Regions from separate parts of the Homo sapiens genome. Here regions 2 and 3 are each linked to region 1. Evidence: chromatin loops called from intact Hi-C (ENCODE). Cell type or tissue: heart left ventricle. All regions are shown on one strand. Links, peaks and the distances in the headings refer to the core of each region. The heading gives the core; the rest is flanking DNA.

Region 1 (5,017 bases), core at 462-4,461:
CCAAGACCTGGCATTTTAGGATCAGTAGATTTGAATCAAAGGACATACTCAGATCATGTGCCTTAGCCCCAGTACCTCTCAAAGTGTTTTCTCTCCTAAATCTTTTTAAGTTGCTCCCTGAAAAGCAACTTTTGATTCCAAAAGTCTGACTTTGTTGAACAGGTATGTTTCTAGGGTTGTTTGTTTGTTTGTTTGTTTTGAGTCAGAGTCTGGCTCTGTTGCCCAGGCTGGAATGCGATGGTGTGATCTTCGGCTCACTGCAAACTACACCTTCCGGGATCAAGTAATTCTCCTGCCTCAGCCTCCCAAGTAGGCGGGATTACAGGCGCCCACCACCATGCCTGGCTAATTTTTGTATTTTTAGTAGAGACGGGGTTTCACCATATTGGCCAGGCTAGTCTCTTGGCCAGGCTGGTCTCGAACTCCTGACATCATGATCCGCCCACCTTGGCCTCCCAAAGTGGGGTTTTTAAAAACATGTTCCTTTGGGCACTTCCCCCCACCCCCAGTTTTCTTTCTTTCTTTTTTAAAATTATCTAAGATCATTTTTCACCCACCAAAAGGCCTTTTTTAGGTTTTCTTTTTTTAGCCCGTGTACCAGAATAGTAGTTTCATTGTTGCCAACTGCAAAAGGACCTATGTGTTGTGGATGCTGCTGTAAGCTATTTCTAAGAACAAACTAAATGGTTCTAGAAAACTAGTACATGGAGTAACTCACATATTTTCATGGAAAGCAGGAAAACCCCTTTGCCCCAGTGTTCCAGCAGCTGTCAGATCTTCTAATCATAAGCAACAATTTTCCTGGACTTGAGAATGGAAAGAAAAAAATTATATTTGACTTAGTAATTTTCAAAGAGTAAATTATAACAAATGGTGTTAGGTTGTTCACTCCACCTTTTAAACAGCAGTTATATAGCAATATCTCTCCCCGTACCACAGGAATGTTCCCATAAACTTGGATAAACTACATAGGAAGTAGCTCACATTTTCATCTGCACAGTTTATCAGTCAACAAGTGTTCACTGAGTTCCTTTTGCCTGGCACAGCCCTAGCAGCTGCATGAAATATCTGAGCAGCGTGTAAAGACATTGCCTCCTACTTCAAGTCATTCACCCCATACGGGAGAAGCAATGTATGAAGCATCGAGGGAATAATTAAGGCAACATAGTGATATCTTGGTAAATTGTCATTTGTCTACACAGCGCCTTTCAGCACACACGAATGATTCTTCTTCATTTTCTTTTAAGAAGCAAGTATTAAAAGTGCTGCAAACTTGTAACTGCTGGACTTGATCATCTTTATTCATTCAAAAAATTTAAGCATTTACTACTAAAATTATTTTGTGTAGATGTAGGCACTGTTCTACAACAAGTAATTTTGTAGACCACTAATGAAAGTTCAGAGAAGGATATATATTTGCACGTGTGCTTAATTCCTAATTATATAGACTTTGGGGTAGTTCTGCCTATTGTGTGACCTTTTATGTTTACATCACATTTTCTATTTTTGACTGAGCCTACATGACCAAAGTTGTGTCAGTTCAGCATAAGTGGTGCTCTGCTTTCTAACCTTCCTAGTCCTGTGTATTTTCTGCATCATGATTTATTAACAAGTACTTAGGTCATTTAGCTGAATTGTGGAGCAAGAGAGTTAGAGCTAAGATTTCCTGATTGCCAAGGTTTTGGTTCTTTGCTTCCTCTATATTAGAGATTCTGTTAACTACTATGAGATGCACATCTTACCATCATCAATAATGCTCTAGAGACACTGCCTCTTTCTTTAGGTTTAACACCTATGTTGTGTTATCTTTTAATCAAGTTCTTAAATGTGATAGGAGAAAAAACAATGGGTGATAAATGCTTCTGCATGAATAAAAATTAACTGCACATGTAATGAATACAACTTATTTTAAAATGTCTTCTGCAGCAAAACATTGTGTTGGTTAAAAGTTACCAAGCTGAGGTTAAATGGGTTTTAATTAAAAATTACAAGCTCATCCTACCCCAAAGCACTACCACATGCAACTCTAAAAATACCAAATGGATAAAAACCTTAAAATTGTTCAACAGCTCCCCCTAGCATACATAATTTCAGGCCGTCAGACTAGAAAGCAAATTCTAGTTATCATTTTTTACATGTCTAGTTACATGGGCACCTTCTTGACATTATTCCTGAATTGAATGTCTGAAGGTAATTATAAGCAGAGAATAGTGTAATCTAGCAAAATGATTTCTTGTGAAAATATTTTCAAAATGATTTTACTTGAACTCTGGCTATCCTCTATCCATTGTCGCTGCTTTGGTTGGCTGGTTCGAGGAGATTTCTGTTTTCTTTTGGAACAAGCCATCTAGGAAAGAAAATACAAGGTTGGGGGAAGTTCTTAAAGAAGATTGTGGAAATCCACAAGGTGGACAGAGAATATTTAACTGTCTGGTGAATTTTAGGAACACAGTCTCAGGGGTTTGGGCTCTTGAGCAGTTTAACCACTCTGTGACCTAGTTTCCTCCTCTATAAAATCAAGAAATGCTAATAGTACTTATATCGTAAGGCTGTTGTGGTTACTATGCACAAAGTGAATTCTCAGAGGTGATCAACAGTCATTGTTAGCATTATTTCACCGTGGATGCTTGAATGAGGTCAGGATCTACAGCCTGCGCTCTGACATTGGAGATACCTGAATTCAAACCCTCTGAGAGACCTTAGGCAAATTGCTGAAACTTGGTTTCCTCATTTCTAACTAGAAGTAATAATAACAACTACTGCTTACTACTCTAGAGTTAGAATATATATGCAAAATACCTAGACTGGACTAGGTAGAAGAGATAGAACACAGCTGTTGGTCTTACAGAATAATAATAATAATTCTCCTTATTTACTTATTTATTTATTTTGAGACAAAGTCTTGCTCTGATGCCCAGGCTGGAGAGCAATGGCGTGATCTCAGCTCACTGCAACCTGCGCCTCCCAGGTTCAAGTGATCTCCTGCCTCAGCCTCCCAAGTAGTTGGGACTACAGGAATGCACCACCATGCCCGGCTGATTTTTGTATTTTTAGTAGAGACCAGGTTTCACCATGTTGGCCAGGCTGGTCTTGAACTCCTGACCTCAAGTGATCCAGCCTCAGCCTCCCAAAGTGCTGGGATTACAGGTGTGAGCCACCACACCTGGCCTAATAATAATAATTCTCTAAGGCTAAGAGAACAGGAGACAATAATACTATAACATTCTGTAAATTGGAAAGCTGAGAGAGTGAAGAGTTGCATTTCTTAGCAAACCCAAGAAAGCCAGTTATATGTAGAATGAACCAGAGGCTCAGGAATTGCTAGCACTAGGGATCTCTGGAAACCTTAGCTGGGGTCTTTTCTAATTCAGCTATCACAGGACACAGCGAGTCACCTCTGCCATGTTTCACCTGCTGCTTACACGGCACACAGTCCAGAATTAGAAGGTGAGGTTTGAAAATTCACCTGTTTTCGTTCTGCTACCTACAGAAGTTCCACAGTAGAAAGGAAGGAGACCTGGATCAAAGGATAGGCTTTAATTATGCCACTAACAGTATGAACTTCATCAAGTCCTTTACTCTCTCTAGACGTTAGTTACCACTGATGTAAAATGAAGGGCTAGACTAGACTACCCTTAAAAGTGCCATCCTTGCTGTCAAACCTCATGATGTTAGAACAAAAAAGTATTTCAGGACAAGACTCTGAGGTTGACCTGGTTACTTTTCAGAAGTGTGTGCACACACATATGCACACACATAATAAATTTAGAACAGAACAATATTGTATTCTGATATTATTCATGAGGATAATTAATAGTATCTAAGAATTATTGAATATCCACCATGTTCCAGGTACTTGCACTATCTTACTTAATCTCATTTGATATAATAATAGTGTTTTATGAGAGAAATTCTGTTATCTTCAGTCTACAGATTAAGAAACTAAGGCTCTAAGAGTTTAAGTTACTTACAGACTTTAGAAACATTAAGTGGCAGAGTCTAGCTTTTAAAGATCTGGCCACCTTCAGAGCCCTGGTTCTCTAGACCTCACCATGCACCTCTTTTCTGAACACTGGTGCTTCTCCAGAAAGGTCATCACATTCATTCCAGTTCCTATGATTGCTTTCAGTTTGTAGTATGACTTTATTACCTTCAACTGGAAAATTATTTGGGGTGTCCCCCTGTAAAGTGGATTGGCATTGGAATTATAAACAAGCCAAGTACCATATTTCTCTCACGAAGTCAGTTTCCTCTGAATTCTCAAAGTCCACAGGCATGTAAAAGGCCCTGCATGTGTGAAATTACACATTATTAAAGTCCTGCATATTAAACCTTTACAGGATCTGTAGTTTTCCATTGTGACCAAACTTATACAGATCACTGTTGTTCAATAGATTACATGGCCAATTGTCCTTGGGACTGCAGACTATTTATAAATCTACAAGTAAATATTTTAACCAATCTGTGTATGTAAATTTTCTGTTTAATGTTGATTTTTGAGTATAAAAATAAGGAGAGGACATTTAATGGATGGAATGAAAGAGATAATATATTAAAAGGGGAGGGGAAGCTTAGGGGAGGATGGGGGTGAGAACTTCCAACTTTTGTTGTACGTTGTTTAAAATTGTGGATTAGGGTTATGAATGCTTTTGAGGAAGGTCTCAAAAGAAGATCCCCCAGCAAAGTAGGGAAGGGTACTTCCCGATAGGAGTCGAGGTGCCCAGGCCAGCTGCTATACTGGCACTGGGAGGAGCCCCACGTTCTGCCGTACCTGCCCCCAGGTTGGCTGCATGTGCCAGGGAGTAGTAGAAGTGCCCTGCTCAACAGGAAATGACTCTTTCCCCGCCACAGTAAACTGGGCCATCTGCTGCCCTTTTGGTTTGCTGCCTCGATTTTGCAGGTTGGAGACATTAAGGCATGAAGAAACCAAGTGACACGCTTCAATTCAGAGCCTAAAGAAGAGTAGTGACACATGTCGGACAGCTGCCGTGTTCAGCACAGTCCAGAGCGCGCCATA
Region 2 (5,017 bases), core at 394-4,393, 480 kb before region 1:
GAGCGGAGGGCACGGACCACAGGTGTCTGCTCCATGACCAGTTCAAGGTTCTAACTCTTCCACTTTTGCTACTTTTTATCCCCAACAGGTTTTTTCCCCTAGGTTTATTTTGTCTTAGGGGTAGGAAAAACTGATGCCGACCATTTCCAGATCAATTTTCCTTCTAAACATATTGTTTTTGCCAAGATTTTAGATTTTGGAATTCAAAAGCCAAGAATTTGCTCTTTTTGTTCTGTAGCATAATCCTGTTCCTGAGGCAGTGTGCCAAGAAAGCCTGTATGGGAAAAAGTTCACAGGGAACAAGAATTACTGAAAAGGGAAAATATATCAGTTAATATATCAAAAATTATCCAGTTACATTCACAAACAGAAGGTGTTAATTGTCATTAAAATTCATATTGATACTCACAAGACCTATTTAATTTTCTGAGGGTACATTTTATCTTATCTATCAGCTTACATCCCACCTAATGATAATGCAGTATTTGATACAGAGTAGAAGCTCAATAGAAGTCTTATTTGATTGCATTCAAATATTCATAAATGGACTACTACCCACCCCATCCAATTCCTGCCATTCCAGTGGCAGGGCAAGGACCAGCTGCTTTTCTGCCCTGTCCACTTTGTACAGAAAGCAGAGCTTCATGTACCTCAGGCTGTGAGACAAATCACCATCCCATGCGATTTTCTTTTGTAAGCATGCTTATGCTACAAGATCCCTTATATTTTGATCCCTTGCCTTAGAGTTCTGAGAAATCAAAATAAGGATTTATAAACAAAATATATCTGCCTGATAAGTTTACTTATTATTTGATTACACATCCTTTCCTATGCCAAACCTATGCATTTATTTATTCAACATTTTTTGGGGAAATGAAGGCATGTAAACACTGCTAAATTTGGAAACTCTACTTAGAAATGGTAATTCCTCTCACATAATTATACAATTATTGTGGATTGTACTTCTGTTGATGACCACAGATGGGGATGCTGTGGTTTTGAATATTGGGTGAAAAATTGGTCATCTCTTCTCCCATCCCAAGTGAGATCATTAGAAAACTTGGTTCCTATAAATATAACCAAGAATGTTGCTTTTTTCTGGATTGTACATTCTCTATTGTTTAGATATAAATGAATAGAATTCATCCACTTTGGACCATAATGTTCCACTCCCACAAAATGAAAGGAGTTGGTGCAGATACTATCTGTGATCCCCTCTAGCTCTTTATTTTGGTGATCCTATAATTGAAAGATTTTGCCACATAGATCTTTCCTTCTCACCCTCACGCTCATCACCCTCTTCCACCTCTACCCCTGTTAAAAACAACAACAACATATTCCTCCCATCATGGGCCTTATTAATCCACCATTAGAATTGTGCTCCTTTGAATTTTTGAGGCCCAAGAGACTTGCAAGGCAGAGTTTTGACTTCAGAAAACCAACAGTGACATGGGACAGTTGTGTAATCTCCCTGAGTCTCAGTTTCTCATCTGTAAAATGAAGGACAAAGTGTGTCCTTCCAGGGTTGTGTTTTCCTCACACATTGAAATGGTTATGTGAGGATAAATGAAGCCCAGCATACAATAATCTATCAATGATCCTTCCCTTTGCAGCCTCCAAACTCTTCCCATTGATGTGCAGGTTGCCACCTTGGGAGAGAATACATGATAACTAGCTGAGAGCCAGTCCTCCAAGGAGTAGGACCTAGATGTTTAGCAGGGTATGAAGAAGGTAGTCTTAGTCCATTTTGTTGTTTGATATTCTGTTATTCTAACTATCACACCCCATCCCACCTATGATGGTTTTAAGATATTATCCATAAATCCTTTTGATTATTATCCATAAATCCTTTTGATTATTATCCATAAATCCTTTTGATTTATGGATAATATCTTAAAACCATCACAGGTGGGATGGGGTGTGATAGTTAAAGAGCATTTTAATTTTCTGTTATTCTGTAACAGAATATCAGAGACTGGGTAATTTATAATGAACAGAAATTTATTAGCTCACATTTCTTGACACTGGGAAGCTTAAGATCAAGGGTCCAGCATCTGGCAAGGGCCTGCTTGCTTTATCTTATGGCAGAAGGCAGAAGGGAAAGAGAGATCAAGAGGAGTCAAATTAGCCCTTTATAATGGCACCAATCCTGCCCATGAGGGTGGAGCCCTCATGGTCTAATCACCTCTTAAATATCCCACCTGTTAATACTACTACAATGGCAATTAAATTTCAACATGGGTCTGGAGGGGACAAACATTCAAACCACGGCAAAGGTAAAGGAAAAGATGGGGGGACAATTTTACCCTTTGAAAAATTTCTCAGGCCTGATCTTGCTGCTGCTGTTGCTGCTGCTAATGGTGATGGTGATGATAACACTTTTTTTTTTTGGTCTCACTTTGGGGGATCCTTTAGGTTTAGATAAATTGCATAGGAATAAGATAAACACCAGCTATGCAGTGGGAGACTTATATCAAATAAGGGAAATTTCCACTGCAGGGAAGCTGTACTGGGGCAATTCATTAGGACTGAAAAGAAGTTAAACTTAGCACAGCACAAAAGCACATTGAAAAGTTCTCTCTAAAAGAGAAGGGGGAATGTTCAGGGTGCATTTAAGTCATGGGATATGGCAAGGAGCCTTCTGTTGATGGTGGGGATTAGGTCTCTTGAAGGAATGAATAAATTAAAAAACATGAAATAATAACTAGCAATTTGTAGTTGTATAAGCATGCCTATATTACAGTGGGGGATATAAGGACCTTATTTTGTTCCCTTCTATATTCCCAGAAGTTAGAACAGTGTCTGATACATAGTGGGTGTTCCACAAATATTTGTGGAAGAAAATAAACAAATGAATACACATAAAATAATGTCAAGTGATGACAAATGCTATGAAGAACATAAAGCAGGGTATGGGGATAGAGTGTGACAGGAATGCAATTTTAGTTAGGGTGACCAAGAATGGCTTTTCTCTGCAGGTGACATTTGAGCAGAGACCAGAATGCAGTGAGGGTGGGAGTCATGCAAATAACTAGAGGACCAGCCTTGCGGGCAAAGGGAACAGCAAGTGCAAATGTCCTGAGTTTAGACCATGATGGGATCTGAAATTTTGCATTTCTAACAAGTTGTCTGATGATGTCAGTGCAGCTGGTCCATGGACCACATTTTGAGTAGTAAGGGTATAGACTAGAGTTTGACCCAGGAGTCAGTACTAGTCAAGTTCAGTACTAGTCAAGTCAGTACTAGTCAAGGAACTGAGTAGTTCTGTCTGAGAACTGAGTAGTACTGACTAGTCAAGTCAGGACTAGTCAAGGAACTGAGAGGTGAGGTCATTGCATGAGAAAAGAGGAATGCAAAACTGTATATGAAATATATTCTTATCTATACAAAATGTATGCAAAGAGGGACATGAACAATATCAACAGTGTTTTCCTCAGTGGGGTTGCACTTCAGATTATTTAAATTCTCTTCTTTTTAGATTATTCCAAAGCTTCTGCCATGTGTATTTATCACTTTTATATTCAGAAAAAAACATTTTTGGAAAGTTCAAAACAGAAAATATGTGTTTAGTTAAGACACAAAGTTCAAAATGTATTAAAATATTTCTAAATTTTAAAAAAATGTTATGGACACATGGGAATTGGTTGGGGTTTCTGATGAAAGGCTTCATAAAGGAGATGACTTTGAATCAAATCTTGACATCTAAGTAGGCAAAACTAAGTTAGAGTTCTTAGCAGCTTCTCTTCTCTCTTCCTGTTCTTGGGTGGAAGTTGGGGTGGGGAAGATATAGGGTATGGATGGTATATTAGTAATCTATTGCTGTGTGACAAATTATCCCAAAGCTCAGCTACTTAAAACAATAGTTTTTGTGGTTCAGAAATTTGGGAGCAGCTTTTTGGCTCAGGGTCTCTCATGAGGTTTCCATGAAGATATTAGCTAGGGCTTCCATTATCTGAAGGCTTGACTGGGGCTGGAGGATCCACTTCCAAGATAGCTCACTCACATGGCTGTTGGCAGGAGAAGGCCTTGCTTTCTTGCCATGTGGATCTCTCTACAGGACACCTTGGGTCTCCTCATGATACTACAGCTGGCTTCACTCAGAGCGAATGACCAGAGTGAGAGAGAGGGAGAGCAAGAGAGAGTGAGAGAGAGCTAGAGAGAGCACGAGAGAGAGAAGATCCAACACCTTTGATGACCTAATCCTGGAGCACACACACTGATGCTTCTGCTTTATTCTGTTCATTAGAAGCAAGTTGCCAAGTCTAGTCCATACTAGGGGGAGGTGTATTCAAGTTTACCTTTTGAAAGGGGGGAGTATCAAAAGGATTTATGGATAATATCTTAAAACCATCACAGGTGGGATGGGGTGTGATAGTTAAGGCCATTTTAATTTTCACTTAAAAGGGACTGTATAAAATTCTAGATACTATGGATTACTGTAGGAAACTGTCAGTCATTTAGCATGCCTGGTGTTTAGCAGGATGGAGGGTAGAAAGGTATGATGAGGAAAACATCTAGAACATAATGCAAGCCACATATGTAATTTAAAATTTTCTAGTAGCCACACTAAAAGATGTTAAAAAGAAAATACATAATTTTAATAATATGCTTTTAGCTCTATATATGCAAATATTTTCATTTCAATGCATAACCAATATAAAAATTATTAACGAGATATTTTAGACTCTTTTTTCTTTTTACTATCTCTTTGAAATCTGGTGTGTGTTTCATACTTATAGCATCCTTTGGTTTGGACTAGCACAATTTCAAGTGCTCAGGAGCCACATGTGGACAGTGCAGGTCTAGAGAACTAGGCCAGAAGCTAAGAATAGGTCACCAAGAACCATAATCTGTATCCATTGTCCAAACAGAGGGCCCAGTAAAGGGTTTAAGCTGAAGGGCACCATGATCAGACTCCTGGTTTAGAAGTCACTCTCACTGTTCTATGTGTAGAACGTGGAGGGTTGGAGCAGGCAAGCCCAGACATAAGCACATAATCAGGAGACTTTCAGAACAT
Region 3 (5,017 bases), core at 394-4,393, 52 kb after region 1:
TGCAGTCTCAGCCTCCCGAGTAGCTGGGATTACAGGCGCACGCCACCACGCCCAGCTAATTTTTGTATTTTTAGTAGAGATGGGGTTTCACCATGTTGGTCAGGCTGGTCTCGAACTCTTGACCTCAAGTGATCCACCCACCTCGGCCTCCCAAAGTGCTGGGCTTACAGGTGTGAGCCTAATTTATATAGTTAGGTACGTATGTGTAGGAAAAATATAGTATATGTAGAGTTCAGTACTCTCTGAGGTTTCAGGCATCCACTGGTGATTTTGGAACAAATCCCCCATGGATAAGCAGAGACAACTGTACTTAAATAAATACAAATAATGAATAATGGACAGTGGGATTCTAGTATCAACTTTGGTTGCCTCTCTTTGCAGTCCTGTTGCCCCTCTCCTAAGTTCCAAGCTATTCATGTAACAGGGCCTATGCCCTATTCTGTGTGCATAGTTTTGCTCAAAACTTATTATCAGTTGTGTTGTTTAAAAAGGCTGCATCTTCCATTATGATGTGCAAAACGTTGATGGTTTTCTTCCCTTACTAAAGTACCAGGACACTTTCTGTGTAATACCATTTAACAGCCTCCACCCTGCTACCCCCACACCCCAGCACTGCTTCCCTCCAAAGCCAGAGTGTTCACAACCCTTGGATATGGGCCACACGAGGACTCCATTAGGTACCCAAAATACAAAGATGGACAAGAAACATGTTTTCCCCCTCAGTAAGGGAGGCAAACATTTTGCCTAAAATTCTATACAACATGATGGTGCGATGGAAGGACCACTGAGAAGGGAAGAGACTGTTTCTCCCTAGGGCAACTACAGGGAAATCCCAGCTACTTGGGAGGCTGAGGAAGGAAAATTGCTTGAACCTGGGAGGTGGAGGTTGCAGTGAGCTGAGATCATGCCACTGCACTCCAGCCTGGGTGGCAGAGCAAGACTCTCTCTGAAGAAATAAAAATAAAGAGATGGGAGCAGGAGAAGCCAGCCAGGACAGAGTGAGAAGCACCGAGGCCCTTTGGTACTTGGCTTCTTTGAGGATCTGAATGTGAACTGACTGATTGAGATGTGGGCCCCATTTCTCACCTAGACAGTTTTATTTTCTGTTGGACCAGTTGGTCTCATTTTTCAGTATCATTGTAAGAGCTATAATTTATTAAGCACCTACCATGTGCCTAGCTTTGCTAAACACTTTCATGTATATGCTTAATTCCCACAACTCTGCAAGTTAGGTTTTATTGTCCCCATTTTACAGATGGAGAAACAGATTCAACACTTCCTCTCAGTCACTTTCATCTAGTCTACTCCAGTGGGAGAATACTCAGTTCACACTGATTGTTACATGTCTGAGGGATGTGTGTATTGGGCTGAATGCATACATGTCTATAGAAACATACTAAAAACATATATGATGAATCATACCTGACACTGAATGGCAAGGCCTAGACCAGCAGTCCCCAACCTTTCTGGCACCAGGGACTGGTTTTGTGGAAGACAATTTTTCCATGGATGGGGAGTTGGGTGGGGCGGGGTGGGGGTGGTTTCAGGATGATTCAAGCACATTACATTTATTGTGCACTTAATTTCTGTTATTACATATTCACCATAATGTAGAATCAGTGGGAGCCTTGAGCTTGTTTTCCTGCAACAAGATGGTCCCATCTGGGGATGGTGGGAGACACTGACAGATCATCAGGCATTGGATTCTCATAAGGAGCACACAACCTAGATCCCTCACATGCACGGTTCACAGTAGTGTTCGTGCTCCTATGAGAATCTGATGCTGCCGCTGATCTGACAGGAGGCAGAGCTCAGCTTCACTCACTCGCCTGTCGCTCACTTCATGCTGTGTGGCCTAATTCCTAACAGGCCATGGACCAGTAGCGGTCCATGGCTTGGGGACTAGGGACCCCTGGCCTAGACTATTTGTCTATTTTAAACCTGTGGAGGAAAAGTACGTTAGGCACATTGGAGGAACAGTTTCTTAAAGTCACTCTTTGAGCTGTTGCTCTTTAAACTAGCAGGATTTAAAATTAGGATGATGTCCTTTCCTTAGTACTTCTAATTCTTATAGACACACTTCAACAAACAAAAACCCCTTACACTAGAACCTTAGAAATGTGTGTTCTGCACTGACATCAACTTACACTTCCAGGAGGATAATAATACAGATAACTGAAGAAGACGTGGAAGCCTCTACACAGAGTAGGGTGTGGTCGGAAAAATTTTGGTAGGCAAAGGTTCCTTGGGGTTTTTTGAGTCTGCACCCGAAGGCACTCATGGTTCTTTCAAACAAGCCTTCTTTGTCACCATCACTAGGAGTTTCTGTTCTCCCAGCTTTCGAGGGCCTCCTAGGGATCTTGCTCTCTGCAGCTTTCAGTGTGTCCTTTGCACAAGGGTGGGATTGTGACTAAGATCCTCCAGTTCTAATTGAGTAACGCATCCTGACAAAGACTTCCATTTGGGGTTCCTTTAAGGGGGAAGGGCATACTTCTGCGAAGAATTGCTGTGTATCTCCCAAACCCGGCTCCCACTTCCTGCTTTCTGACAGCTGAAGGTCTTCAGGTTCTCTTTTTGGCACAGTTCTTTAAAAATTAAATGAGACATGAAGTCATGCTACAGAAGCAGGCTCCCTGTCCTGCCCAGTAGGGCCAGTGTGCAGATGGGGTCCCCTGTGATGCTGAGATGGGGCCCCTCCAATGACAATTCTCTCAAATCCCCTTTATTTTTATTTACTTATTTATTTTTAAAATGGCATATAGTAATTGTACGTATTTATAGGGTACATGTGGTATTTTGATACATGCATACAGTGTGTAATGGTCAAATCAGGGTACTTAGTATATGTATCATACCCAAGAGTTATCATTTCTTTGTGTTGGAAACATTTCAAATCTTCTCACTACTTTGAAATATACAATATATTACTACTAACTCTAGTCACCCTACTGTGCTGTTGAACACTAGAATGTATTCCTTCTTAACCATCCCCTCTTCATCCTTGCCCCAAGCCTACTATCCTTTGCACAAGGTAATCGCCTCTGGTAATCACCATTCTCAGGTCTCCTTTCTTAGAACGGCACTGGATGGCCATATGGTTTATGGCCATATCTTACTTTCAATGTGTTTTGATTTCAAAGTTTGTTACCAAAGAAGTTGCTTCTCAGTGCTGCTGAAACAGGTGATAATAAAAATGAAGCTGAATTGAATTTGAATTTAGTTACCAAATCACTGCAGTTGTAACAAAGGCAAGGAGCAGCCCTGTGGGCTTGCGCTTCTCTGAGCTTCCCCCGCAAGCATTAGGGCTTCACTCTTTGCCTTGCAGGACTGATATAAATAGTACGTAAAATAATATCTGCAAAGCAGCTAATGCTGTTTTCTTGCTCCTTTGTTTAGTAATGATAATAATTTCAGAGTAGCCAATGCTTGGGAAATGAAAGTTGCAGAGTCCTGTGTTTACAAAGAAGGTTTATATTGTATTTGTCCCTCAAAAGGTGGGGTTGGGGAGCCTTTACTGTGGTTTGAAATGGTCCTTCTACTACATAACCCAGAAACTCATTTACCAAATTGAAGACAATGAGAACACCACCTTTCATGTATGCATGTGTGTGCATGTGTGCACGTGTGTGTGCTTGTGTGTGCACACGTGTGTATGTGTGTTGTGTGCACGTGTGTGTGTGTGTGTGTGTATCTGTCTGCCATTCCTTCCACGTTCTTCCTCATGGATGAAGCACCCTCTAAACTCCACATTGGCTGGCTGAGACTTTGCTTTGATTTGAGGCCTCATTTAGTCACAGGTAGTAGAGGGACTTCGGTTTCTGCCGTAGAAGTTTTATTCATGTACATCGGTTTCTGGCCTGTCTGGAGTGCAAGGCTGAGGTGGGAGGAAGAGTTCCCTGACACCTATCAGATGACAGCTTATGGTCATAGTCCTTACTCACCTGACAGCCACTAAGGGAGGAGGTCCCTATTCCCCTGCCAGGGGGACTGAACAAACACAGAGTTTATAATAACAACAATTACAATAATAGTAGCAGTAGTAGTAATAGTAGCATTAGCTAACATTTATTGACTACTTGCCAGACACTATATTTTTTTCCATTTAATCCTGACCATAACCCTATGGGATGGAGACCGTGATTATCCCCAGGAAACCAAAGCCCAGCAATTTGTGCGCTGTCAAACAACAGTGTATATGTACATATATACACTGGAGATGTCCACTTTCCTTTCCTAATAAAACCTTCAGGAAAACTCCATGAGCCCTACCTTTCCTCTCCACCTGAATACTTGGGTCCATTTGTAAGTTACCTCTCAGAGCCTCGTGAGTTGGGGATCTGTGGAGAGCATCATCTGATATTTATGGCATTGTGTGGATACATTTGTATGTGTCTTGTTCCCCAGATTAAAAAATAAATCCCCAGTGGCCAGGCACCTTTAAGTTCTTTCTAGCTCTCCAGTGTGTGACTCAGAGCATGTCTCCTGAGTGTTCTGGGCCAAGGCTAGGGATGGCATCTGCTTGGGCAGTGTCACCAGGGAGGCTGCCCATGGGATGACTGGCAAGTACACACTCCTTATGTCAGGAAGACTGGTTACCCAGCTTCTCTGCTCAGGAGAGGTTTTGTGCAGCAAGTAAAACAAGCCTAGAGATGACACTGGACTCAGACACTCTGCAAGCGGTAGGGGTGGGAGTTAGCAATCTGATGATGGAGGAAACCAAAACATGCTAAGGGGTGAATCCCATTCTAAGGGAGCAAGCAATCTGGGGCCAGTTGGCATGGGAGTGAGCAGCCCCACCTGCTTCCACAGGCCTGAAGACTTCATTGTGTGGCAGTTTGTTGTTGTTGTTTTTTTTTTTTTTTTTTTTTTTGAGATAGAGTCTCACTCTGTCACCCAGGCTGCAGTGCAATGGTGCGATCTTGGCTCACTGCAATCTCTGCCTCCCAGGTTCAAGCGATTCTCCTGCCTTAGCCTCCCAAATAGCTGGGACTACAGGTGCCCGCCACCACGCCCAGCT

Evidence for each region. A loop is a pair of places that touch in the nucleus more often than their neighbours do. Peaks named below come from ENCODE experiments on the same cell type or tissue, not always from the same donor. Only the 100,000 strongest peaks of a DNase experiment are listed, where the experiment ranks them.
Region 2: a loop joins it to region 1, with 2.8 times the contacts of the local background. A loop is called at or near these places in 56 of 110 quality-filtered maps.
Region 3: a loop joins it to region 1, with 2.2 times the contacts of the local background. A loop is called at or near these places in 2 of 110 quality-filtered maps.

What each region holds. Positions count from the first base shown.
Region 1 is chr1:184,561,436-184,566,452 of GRCh38, forward strand. All of the region lies in intron 3 of C1orf21 (chromosome 1 open reading frame 21), which reads left to right. Among named protein-coding and RNA genes, the nearest start is that of C1orf21, 180 kb to the left of the region's middle. In heart left ventricle, for the core only: CTCF peaks have their summits at 2,072 and 2,272; no DNase peak of the experiment used is centred there; H3K27ac peaks cover 1,547 bases.
Region 2 is chr1:184,082,612-184,087,628 of GRCh38, forward strand. It overlaps a transcript of TSEN15 not described here. Among named protein-coding and RNA genes, the nearest start is that of TSEN15, 33 kb to the left of the region's middle. In heart left ventricle, for the core only: no CTCF peak of the experiment used is centred there; no DNase peak of the experiment used is centred there.
Region 3 is chr1:184,613,058-184,618,074 of GRCh38, forward strand. The region is part of intron 5 of C1orf21 (chromosome 1 open reading frame 21); the gene reads left to right. The region is part of intron 2 of LOC107985236 (a long non-coding RNA gene); the gene reads right to left. Among named protein-coding and RNA genes, the nearest start is that of EDEM3, 140 kb to the right of the region's middle. In heart left ventricle, for the core only: no CTCF peak of the experiment used is centred there; no DNase peak of the experiment used is centred there.